Linked DNA regions of Homo sapiens: regions 2, 3 and 4 are each linked to region 1. Evidence: chromatin contacts called from ENCODE Hi-C or POLR2A ChIA-PET data. All regions are on one chromosome and are shown on one strand. The core of a region is the stretch at or near the end of the contact, and the rest is flanking DNA. Distances in the headings are between cores, read along the strand shown. Region 1 holds the start of FILNC1 (FOXO induced long non-coding RNA 1). Region 2 has its middle 36 kb from the start of LINC01625. Region 3 overlaps LINC02941 (long intergenic non-protein coding RNA 2941). Region 4 has its middle 28 kb from the start of CITED2.

Region 1 (2,700 bases), core at 123-2,622:
CAGCTGATTTTTTGTATTTTTAGTAGAGACGGGGTTTCACTGTGTTAGCCAGGATGGTCTCGATCTCCTGACCTCATGATCCGCCCGCCTCGACCTCCCAGAGTGCTGGGATTACAGGCATGAGCCACGGCACTCGGCCAACAAAAGAAAATTTTTGGAAGAAAGATGAGGAGTTAACAAGCCTGGAGAACTTAAGTGATTTCCCTAATTTCTTTCAGAATCTTGACAAACTTTTTCTCTTCCATACCTGAGTTCTTGGCATCTTACTTTTATTATAGCTTCACTAGGGACGTGATTGTACAAGGATGAGGCATGATCATGAATAAAACGAAGTTGGAACCCTAAGCCTAATAGTAATGAAAGGTTTCCTGTAAATGTCCGAACAAATGTACCGGGTCTGTGCAGGAATACACCAATGATGTTTCAATATACTTAAGGCATCAATACTACAGACACATACCCGTTTCCCTGCCTAAGATGTTCCACTGGTTTTCCATTTTTTACAAGAAACATGATCCATAAGGCTGTCCAAAAACCACTTAGCCCTACAAAATCTTCTACAACAGCACACAAAATATTCTGACGAAATACCAAAAGACATAGTTTCCTGTGTGTGTTCACCGGAGAACGGAGGAGAAAAGATCATTTCAAGTAAAGGATGCAGTGTTGACTGAGAGGTGTCGGAGGGTGTGACCTGCTCTCTGCGAAGTCTCCCCTGACCTCCCGGAAGAGTGAACACTCTCTCCACCAGAAAACCTCTGACCCATAGCTTTCTTATCTTACGGCGCTTATCTAACAATCTTAGATCTCTCATTTATGTAGGTGCCTTCTCTACTGAACTGGAATCATTTCTGAAATAAGAAACTCTTGTTAACAATGTGTCTGATACATGTTCATAATAATAGTTAAAACATGCATCAGGAATTCAGAATAATTCTGCTATTGCGAAGATTGTACTGAGCTACAAAAATAATTCCTTCCATTTGTAAAACATTCATTGCTTAAGAGGCACATTCACAAATCTTATATTTTACCATTAGATCTGTCAAGATATTTTTAACTTCAACTTCAGGTTAAGAAAAGTGTTAATAGACTAGATTAACTAATGTGATTAACTAATTAGATTAACTAGTTGAGAGTTTCATAAAAGTGAATTAACTTCTCTAGGCCTCAGCTTTTCTACTTATAAAACAAAAATATTTCATGTGAGTCTCTTTGAAGTCCCTCTAGCTCTATAGCAAGCAGCCAAATGGAAAAGTATAAGCAGCCAAAATTGCCATTGTTGTATTAATAAAATGAAATAAGGATCAGATAAACTCACAGAATGAGAACTGTCATCATCTGTAGGAGTTGTTGGCTCTTTCTGCAAATCCTACGGATGACAACAAGAACGAAAAACTGTTAGAGAGTTTAGAGAGGAAAGAGGAACCACGAAGAAGGACCAAGTAGTTGCAAAGGACACCAAAAATAAAAAATAAAATAAAATAAAAATTGAGAATGAATAAGCTTAATTTATACTGCCTAGGAATCTCTCTTTTATTTTATTTTATTTTATTTTATTTTTTCTGGAGACAGAGTTTCACCCTGTCACCCAGGCTGGAGTGTAGTGGCATGATCTCAGCTCACTGCAGTCTCTACCTCCCGGGTTCAAGCAATTCTCCTGCCTCAGCCTCCCAGGTAGCTGGGATTACAGGCATGCGCCACCACGCCCGGCTAATTTTTGTATTTTTACTAGAGACGGGGTTTTGCTGTGTTGGCCAGGCTGGTTTTGAACTCCTGACATCAAGTGATCCGTCCACCTCTGCCTCCCGAAGTGCTGGGATTACAGGCGTGAGCCACGGCACCAGGCCTAGGAATGCTTTTTCACAAAAAACACACAGGACACTTTTTTTTTTTTTTAATTATACTTTAAGTTCTACGGTACACGTGCGCAACGTGCAGGTTTGTTACATATGTATACATGTGCCATGTTGGTGTGTTGCACCCATTAACTCATCATTTACATTAGGTATATCTCCTAATGCCATCCCTCCCCCCTCCACCCAACCCACGACAGGCCCCAGTGTGTGATGTTCCCTGCCTGTGTCCAAGTGTTCTCATTGTTCAATTCCCACCTATGAGTGAGAACATGAGGTGTTTGGTTTTTTGTCCTTGTGATACTTTGCTGAGAATGATGGTTTCCAGCTTCAACCATGTCCCTACAAAGGACATGAACTCATCCTTTTTATTGCTGCATAGTATTCCATGGTGTATATGTGCCACATTTTCTTAATCCAGTCTATCATTGATGGACATTTGGGTTGGTTCCAAGTCTTTGCTATTGTGAATAGTGCCGCAATAAACATATGTGTGCATGTGTCTTTATAGCGGCATGATTTATAATCCTTTGGGTATACACCCAGCAATGGGATGGCTGGGTAAAATGGTATTTCTAGTTCTAGATCCTTGAGGAATTGCCACACTGTCTTCCACAATGGTTGAACTAGTTTACAGTCCCACCAACAGTGTAAAAGTGTTCCTGTTTCTCCACATCCTCTTCAGCACCTGTTGTTTCCTGACTTTTTAATGATTGCCATTCTAACTGGTGTGAGATGGTATCTCATTGTGGTTTTGATTTGCATTTCTCTGATGGCCAGTGATGATGAGCATTTTTTCATGTGTCTGTTGGCTGCATAAATGTCTTCTTTTGAGAAGTGTCTG
Region 2 (2,700 bases), core at 85-2,584, 260 kb after region 1:
AAATTACCATTTCATGTCCACTGAATTGGCAAGAATTTAAAAGTCTGACTATCTCAGATGTTGGAGAGAATGTGGAGCAATGAAAACTATGATCCACTGTTGGTGAGAGTGGGAACTGGCTCATTGATTTTGGAAAACGATTTAGCATTATGTAGTAAAGTTACAGATGCATATATCGCACTATCCAGCAATTCCACTTTCTATATCCTCTAGAAAGCCTTGCTTGTGAACAGCGGGAGACATCCACAAGAATGTTCCTGATAGTTTGGAAACAACCTGGCTGTCAGTGGTAAGGGGAGTAAATAGATAACTTGTGGTCTATTTATACAATTGAATACTCTGCATCAGAGAATCAACTACATGCATATGAATGAATCTCACAAATAAAATTCTGAACAAACAAGGCCAATCACAGAAGGCATAAAATAGTATACCTTTCATATAAAGTTCAAATACTTGTAAAACTAATACTATTTTGTTAGGGATTCATATATATAAGGAGTATATATGTGTATGTGTGTGTGTATCTCTGTCTACCTATATCTATATGTAGTAAAACTTATTGAAAAGGATGAGAATAATAAACACAAAAAGTCTGGACAGTTGTTATCTCTGAAGTGAAGGAGTGTGAGAAATAACTCATATGAGTGCCAAAGGCATTAGAAAAGTTTTCTTTCTTATACTAGGTGATAAAAACAGGGATATAAATTTTACTGTTATCATTTATACTTACTTCATATTTATTATTTTATATGTATGAAATATTTCATAATTTTTAGAAGCCAAAAGAGAAATATATATAAATTCTTATTATCGAATAACTTTTGCAGAAACTAAGTTTATTTGGATAAAGATTAAAAATGTGTAACACACACTATTTAGCACTCTTCGGGCAACATAAGGTGAAAGACGTGTTGACCCGGCATGGGTTTAGAGCATTCCTAACACAGCGCACATTCAGCATAGCTGTAAAATTGTTGCATCGATACTAATCACTGGTCTTACTGCTCTGTTTTGTGTTTAAGATTGAGCCTTTTAGAAACTGCCCCACCCAGAATGTTACACAGACTCTCCAAAACATGTTTTCCAAGTGCTCTGAGAGCTAAAGTTTATTTGGCATGTTGACAAATGATCCAATGAACATCAGGTCCAAAATATTCTGTGCTTTCTTTAAAAGACTCAGGTACAGGATTGCAGAAAGGGCACAGTTTTCTCCTTGGAATATGTTCGTATATGGATATTAAGGAGATGATCAAACAGAATCCTTTTTTATCTTTATTCCATGCCAAGTAGAGACCATAAAGTTTGGATCCTGGAATTTACTAAGGGCCAGTTAATGGGGCTCTGGCTGGCACCGTGTCTACTGTTCTCTCACTGCACCATTGCAGTGAGATCTTCATGCCTTCTTCTCTAGTAACACTCACCTCTGTTCCTATCACCAGCTGTTCCTGTCAACAGATCATTAGCAGCTATGTCAAGACCTTCTGACAATTGTCAGAGGGCCTGTATATATCTCACTCACTGATTGGCTCCATACGTATACTGGATAAAAGATAATTAATTCCCTTTTAGAGGAGACGATGAGCTCTTCTTTTCCTGATACATATTACTTCAAGGACTTCTTTTTTTAACTATTTGTGATATTCGTCTTTAAAATACAGTTACAAATATCTTATACACAGAATATAACTTTAATTGAATCTAAGAATGATCAGCACATCAGACTAACCTTGCTTATTTATCACTGCCATTTTATTTCTCATCTCAGAGCTGTGTAAGAGAGAGAACATACTCCAAACTACTGTGACAAATAACTAGAAACAAGATAAACAAGATAAACAACTAGTTTATTCTCATTTAAATGGCCTTTTTCCGGAGAATATTCAAAAGCCCTCATATAATCTTACCACTCATAGCAAACTGCTTTTTAAAACTCTCCCTCCGTTGTCAATTGTCATTTCTTACTGATGTCAGTGGATCTACGTCCTGTTACCACTTGCTCTACTCTACACATTTCCCTTGGGTGATTAAACTGATGCTATCTTCTGCAAAGCAAAATTCAAGGATTTTGTGACAGCTGTTACTGACCTACGGCTAGTGTTAGTTCAAATCTGAGATTGTGGCTGTATTTCTGGTAGTTAAGATGACTATCCCAAAGACTGGAAAGGGTGTGGAGCAATGGAAACTATGATTTATTTAGAGAAATGTAACCTCTAAATAAATGGGGTAGGCCAGGCATAGTGGCCCATGCCTATGATCCCAACACTTTAGGAGGCTGAGGCAGGAGGATTACTTGAGCCCAGGAATTCAAAAACAGCCTGGGCAACATAGCAAGACCCCATCTCTACGAAAAATTTTAAAATTAGCCAGGGGTGATCGCATGCACCTGTAGTCCCAGCTACTCAGGAGGTTGCAGCTACAGTGAGCTAGGGTTGCACCGCTGCACTCCAGGTTGGGCAGCAGAGTGAGACCTTGTCTCTAAAAATATAAATAAATGAATAAATAAAGTAAAACAAAGCCCTGTTCCAATAAAATTTCTGTGATAGTAGAACTTTGGTGGAAGTTTAAAGAATGATGCAGAATATTATATCTCATAATACAGAATATTCATGAAAGTTTCTATATGATAACTTTTTAATGGTATAATGCAAAGAAAAAATGACAAAAGCATAAAATCAGAACAGATGTATAGCATTAATT
Region 3 (2,700 bases), core at 148-2,647, 270 kb before region 1:
GGCATAATAAGAGGTCCATGAAATTGACCAACAGACCTTTTCCCTTTTCCTCCCCTCCCTTCTTTTCACCTTCCTTCCTTCCCTCCCTCCCTCCTTCCTTCCCTCCCTTCCCTCCCTCCCTCCCCCTTCCTTCCTTCCTTTCTTCCTTCCTTCCTTCCTTCCATCCTTCCCTCCCTCCCTTCCTTCGTTTCTTTCTTTTTTCTTTAATTCTAAGATTATACAGGATTGTGTAGGCTAAATAGAGCCCAGTCCTAACATCCAACTAGACCATGCCTCAGTCATCCTAATCCTAACAGAGGCTGCCCTGTGGTGTCTCTGTGATTGCTGCCCTAGGGCAGTCATACAGCAGCCAGGTATGGGAGTGAAAGTCTCCCCTTGAAAGCTAGCCTTCTGCCTTGAATCTATAACTGCTCAAATATCAGACTATATATTAATTAAGGGTAATATTTTCCCACAATTGTATCCCCAGTTAGGATTCTGTGAACATTCATTAGCTTATATGTTCCATGGTGAGAGACATCTCAAATGTATGACAGGTTTTATTCAACTGACCAGCTACCTCATTGAAGACAGGAACAAGTGATTGGTTCTCCTTTTCTTTGAATTCTCACCCTACTTACTCAGTCTCACATTATAGTTCTGACTCATCCTCAATAAACTTGCCATCTGATTGACAAATCACACTAAATTGTAGCACCGTCTCCCTCTTAAGCTTATATTCTAGAATAGAAGATACTAATGCAGACATTGACATTTATTAAAAAGGCAAAATGATGCATGTTGAAAATAATTTTCAGGAAGCTCAAAGCTAAATTTGATGCTCAGTTTCAGAAGCTATCTTTAGCCTATAAATTCTCTCTTGACCTAGCATAGCCCGTAATCACATTCATTTGCCCTTGCTTGAATAGTTTTAGCATATCTGTGTCTTTTATAAGCTGCCTCAAGTATTTTTGGAGAAAAGAAAGACTATAAATAACAAATGCAGTTTACCTCTAATAGAATACTGTAAGAGTTAAAATATCATAATTGCATTATTTACATGTAATGAATAAGGCACAGAACACATGTGGAAAAAAATAATGAATAAAGATGAAAGGTGGTTTTATAGCTCAAATCTATTTTGGGGAAACAGAGAGATGAGCAGCTTGATCATGTGAACTTAGAAAGGGCAGAACATCAAGGTTATCATCTTATCTGCTTGTGAAAATGATTGCACAATTTTTAGCAAGTGGTTCAGAGCAGGATCTATGTTCAATGACTCATCCAAGAGATGGCCCTTCCATTAACTCCCCAACTATAATACTAAGACATTCATTTAATTCTGACTCACATTGTTAAATGCCACACACTGAATCACCGATCCTACTACATAAAGCACCTGGCTCAAATGTCTCTATGAAATACTTATCCAGGCTGAAAATCTCCTCTTGGGCCTTGGAGACAGTAGTAACTGTGGTTACAGCTAGTTGCCTTGGAAGTCACATATGAGTTCAAGTTCATTGGCTCTCTGGATTCAAGATAAAGCCCAAATAGTCAATGGGTTTTATTTCTGCATGGTGCTTTATGATCCCACTTATACCTTTATTGTGTGCAATAAAAATTCTCAATAATCCCATTTCTGATAATTCTTGCTTTTAAAAATATTTCTCTTTTACTGTATGTTGTTTTCCTACTTGTGTTGTTTTCCACAGGAATGCTCTAAATATGGAAAAAAAATATGCTACAAGGGCCTTCAATTGAAATGCATTCTCTAACTGTCCAGATGTTCATTTCAATGCATGCATCATATAAATCTAAACTGATGAGAACGGTAATGGCCCAGCTCAGTCTGTTTTACTTGGTGAACTCTGAAACACAAATAATAAAAAATGAGCTTTTTAAAAAAAGTTATGAGTTTTACCAGCTCAAGAAAAGAAAACACCTTTTAAATTTTATTATTTTGATTTTGTGGACAATAAAGTTGAGTAGTCTTCTTACTATATAACAGACAAATATTACCTCTGTTTCAAAACCAGGTCCAAAAACTCCCTCTGTAATGAGGCTATGTTTGTAAAAAGACAAATAAAAATCCAAAGTAATCCCAGAACAAATATCAAAATATGACCGTAGTTTCTATTGCTTTTCTTTCTAAAGACTTTAAGAGATACTCTGTATCTTTACATTATCTTTTTACGCATCTCAAGTGTGGGCAGATGTGATTATTTGTATTTCTTCCACCTCTGAGAATTTACATGAAATTATACAAATGCCATATAATACAGCTTCATTTGCTATTTGATGTCCTTTGAGAGACTGGAAGAATACACTTCAAACAAGGCTCAGCATCGGTCCCTCATAGCACCCTTATTGTGGGGTTATCAAAAACAATCATTTCTTCTGATTAATAAATATGGCTAGGAATCCTCAGAGGTGGCTTCTATTTAATAGAAGGAAAGGGTGTCCCTGATGCTACATGATGTAGCTGGTCTTGCTGTAATTTCCACTCTGGGAGCCAGAGAGAGAGCAGCATCTATCTCCTCACTCTCACCCCTAGAGTGAGGCAACCTGAAAACCTGCAAATGTCCCTAGAGCAACCTTGCTCCTGGGCCTTCTGAACTCTATGCTGTCAATTGAGGTATAGTGCTGCATTGCTTATGTTTGACCCAGATCTTCCCCCAAAGTATAACATTTCCTGTAGGTGTGTTTGAATGAGGCTCTTAA
Region 4 (2,700 bases), core at 21-2,520, 370 kb after region 1:
TATTTTTTATTTTTTCGAGACAGAGTCTCGCTCTGTCGCCCAGGCTGGAGCGCAGTGGCGCGATCTTGGCTCACTGCAAGCTCTGCCGCCCGGCCTCTTGCCATTCTCCTGCCTCAGCCTCCCGAGTAGTTGGGACTACAGGTGCCCGCCACCACACCCGGCTAAATTTTATTTATTTTTTTTTAGTAGAGACAGGGTTTCACCGTGTTAGCCAGGATGGTCCTGATCTCCTGACCTGTGATCCGCCCGCCTCGGCCTCCCAAAGTGCTGGCATTACAGGCTTGAGCCGCGGTGCCCGGCCAAGATTATTTTTAAATGAGGAAACTAAAACAGACAGGGCCCAACTAGTAAGCATGCTAATTGAGTCCTGATGAGTACTAAGAGTGCTGGTTAAGACTGCGGATGGCAGAGCTGGGGCCTGTGGGTCTCTGAAGCCAGTTTCTCAGTCATTACCCTATTCTACCTGCATGCCTGAAGTAATATTTGTGCAGTGTCTAGTACAGCACCTAGAACATACTATTAATCACCCAACTAGTTGTTCCTTATAGTCTTTGGGACAAAGTAGCTCATCACATATCCAGGGCAGGCAGGATCCCCTGCACTGGAAGCACCTGCACGGAGGTAGGGCCCCGAATGGAAGTGTCACAAAGCAGGTGTCTGGAAAAGCAGAACAGGGGCTCCCACGCCAGGGGCCTATCTCCCATCTGTTTGCCCAGTACCTCTGCTATTGGCCTAGACACACTGAGTGCTTCCCAGCTGTTTACTGAATAAACTGAACAAAAGAACAAGACGGTGCAGAACAGGAGCAGAAGCAACATCCTGAAAATCTAAGGTGCTGTCATTATAGCAATTACAAACTAAAGTCACAAAACTTTCTTTTAAAGACAGTATTCATGCTCTGAGTGCATTATTCTGATGTATTCTCTTTCCCCACCACACCCCCACCACCCCCTCACTCTCAGCTTCGGGCCAAAGTTTGTGAACTCTAAATACTTCAACCAGATGTAATTCATTACTAAAATTGCGAAGTCCTCTTTCATTCTATTTTCATTCCACATTTGTCAGCAGGTCAGAGTGTGACATGCACAGCATTAAGTGCTCAAAGATTGTGACCGATGTTAGTCATTCTTCCCACTCGTCCAACAGGAGTGTTCTTAGAGGACGAGAGAAACCACAGGCCAGCAAGAGGCAATGGGAGAAGTCCATCACATGCTCTCTAAAGGTCCTGTTCCTGGGCCTGGTTACACATCAGACCTGTTGTTACGGTGTCTCTATGCCAAGGGTGTCATTTCCTGGCTGAGAGGAGAGGAGGAAGTAGATGACGCAGGTGTATTTTTCCAGGGAAAAGATGTATGGATGTGATTCATAAGTTCTTCCTTAACTTCCAGAAATGTTAAAAGCCTGTGGAGCATTTCACGCCCTTCTGATGGGAAACAGGTCACACTCCTCATTCATCCCACTTCAAGCATTCTTTCTCAAGGGCTCAAGACTTAGAAAGGCTGGCTGAAACTCAGCCAAAGAGATTCAGAATAATGATGGAGAACAAGGGCCGGGAGCGGTGGCTCACGCCTGTAATCCCAGCACTTTGGAAGGCTGAGGCGGGTGGATCACGAGGTCAGGAGATTGAGACCATCCTGGCTAACACGGTGAAACCCCGTCTCTACTAAAAACACAAAAAATTCTCCGGGCGTGGTGGCGGGCGCCTGTAGTCCCAGCTACTCCGGAGTCTGAGGCAGGAGAATGGCGTGAGCCTGGGAGCGGGAGCTTGCAGTGAGCCGAGATGCAACACTGCACTCCAGCCTGGGCGACAGAGCGAGACTCCGCCTCGGAAAAAAAAAAAAAATGATGGAGAACAAGAAATTTCACTTGGTTTTTCAGTTGGGTCACATGTGAACACAGAATTTTCCCAAATTCTCAAAATATTTTGTGTGGTATTAACACTCCTCAAAGAATGTGGATCCTGGACATCCCCTCAAAATTGTTTCATAGGCGGAATGCTAGTGAGAGGATTATCCATCCAGGGGCTTTGAAAAAATGGTGCAAAAGCCCTAAATACCCGGTTACATTTCAAATACAATCATAATTTGATATGTAGTATCAGATGTATTCATTTTAATAAATAGTAAACATTTATTAAAACGTAAAAACAATTTTAATCCCAGAAACGTATGTTAAACAAACAGTAAAAGAAAATGTTATAAAAAAAAATTAATGACTTTTCCACCTAAAAGCTATGGGAATTCCAAAGTTATACTTAATCCAATTGACATTTACTAAGAGAGTACACAGTAATTGGAAATCAGAGGTGAATAAGACGTAGTCATTGCCTCATGGAGCTCCAATCCTAGCTGTGCAAGGCAGGAAAATAAGCAAATTGGTGTAATACAAAACAAGGTATGCTTAGAGCAGCCAGCACCCCAGAAACAGCTCCTAATCTCATCTAGAGAGAATTAAGGGAAGCTTCTCTGAAGAATTATGCATAAGAGAATCCTGAAAGGTGAAGAGGGATTTTCCAGGTGGACATGGCAGAGGGATGATGATGGCAGACACCCTCATGGAACCCAAGACAATTTATGAGACTAGCATGAAGCATTTGTACTTATTAACAGTGCTCCTGCCGGATGCAGTGGCTCACACCTACAATCCCAGCACTTTGGGAGGCTGAGGCGGGCAGCTCACGAGGTCAGGAGTTTGAGACCA

Evidence for each region. Hi-C counts contacts between places; a loop is a spot of excess contacts on that map. ChIA-PET counts read pairs that join two places held with the same protein, here RNA polymerase II (POLR2A). Pooled maps may share reads with other maps.
Region 2: a map of Right ventricle myocardium inferior shows a loop between it and region 1 (1.9-fold over the local background). The contact joins the enhancer-like site here to the promoter of FILNC1 in region 1. A Hi-C loop is called at or near these places in 1 of 168 maps with a recorded cell type or tissue (Right ventricle myocardium inferior) and 5 of 50 pooled maps. POLR2A ChIA-PET finds 5 or more read pairs at or near these places in 1 of 52 experiments (A673).
Region 3: a loop to region 1 is called in a map of MCF 10A, with 3 times the contacts of the local background. The contact joins the enhancer-like site here to the promoter of FILNC1 in region 1. A Hi-C loop is called at or near these places in 6 of 168 maps with a recorded cell type or tissue (CD14-positive monocyte, IMR-90, MCF 10A and 3 more) and 4 of 50 pooled maps. POLR2A ChIA-PET finds 5 or more read pairs at or near these places in 6 of 52 experiments (AG04449, AG04450, BJ and 3 more).
Region 4: a loop to region 1 is called in a map of MCF 10A, with 2.4 times the contacts of the local background. The contact joins the enhancer-like site here to the promoter of FILNC1 in region 1. A Hi-C loop is called at or near these places in 1 of 168 maps with a recorded cell type or tissue (MCF 10A) and 2 of 50 pooled maps. POLR2A ChIA-PET finds 5 or more read pairs at or near these places in 1 of 52 experiments (AG04449).

The regions. Positions count from the first base shown.
Region 1 is chr6:139,769,745-139,772,444 of GRCh38, reverse strand. FILNC1 (FOXO induced long non-coding RNA 1) reads right to left here and starts at 1,372. Exons shown (of 3, transcript NR_038399.2): 1 at 1,322-1,372. RefSeq lists a silencer at 1,902-2,079.
Region 2 is chr6:139,508,946-139,511,645 of GRCh38, reverse strand. No RefSeq gene overlaps it. Among named protein-coding and RNA genes, the nearest start is that of LINC01625, 36 kb to the right of the region's middle. Within about 2 kb of position 1,334, at least 2 of the 41 ENCODE cell types and tissues checked have a DNase peak (open chromatin) inside an H3K27ac peak, as active enhancers do.
Region 3 is chr6:140,042,133-140,044,832 of GRCh38, reverse strand. The region is part of intron 1 of LINC02941 (long intergenic non-protein coding RNA 2941); the gene reads right to left. All of the region lies in intron 2 of LOC107986652 (a long non-coding RNA gene), which reads left to right. Among named protein-coding and RNA genes, the nearest start is that of LINC02941, 67 kb to the right of the region's middle. Within about 2 kb of position 1,397, at least 8 of the 41 ENCODE cell types and tissues checked have a DNase peak (open chromatin) inside an H3K27ac peak, as active enhancers do; they include CD14-positive monocyte and PC-3, where a contact is called at or near this core.
Region 4 is chr6:139,401,673-139,404,372 of GRCh38, reverse strand. No RefSeq gene overlaps it. Among named protein-coding and RNA genes, the nearest start is that of CITED2, 28 kb to the right of the region's middle. Within about 2 kb of position 1,270, at least 2 of the 41 ENCODE cell types and tissues checked have a DNase peak (open chromatin) inside an H3K27ac peak, as active enhancers do.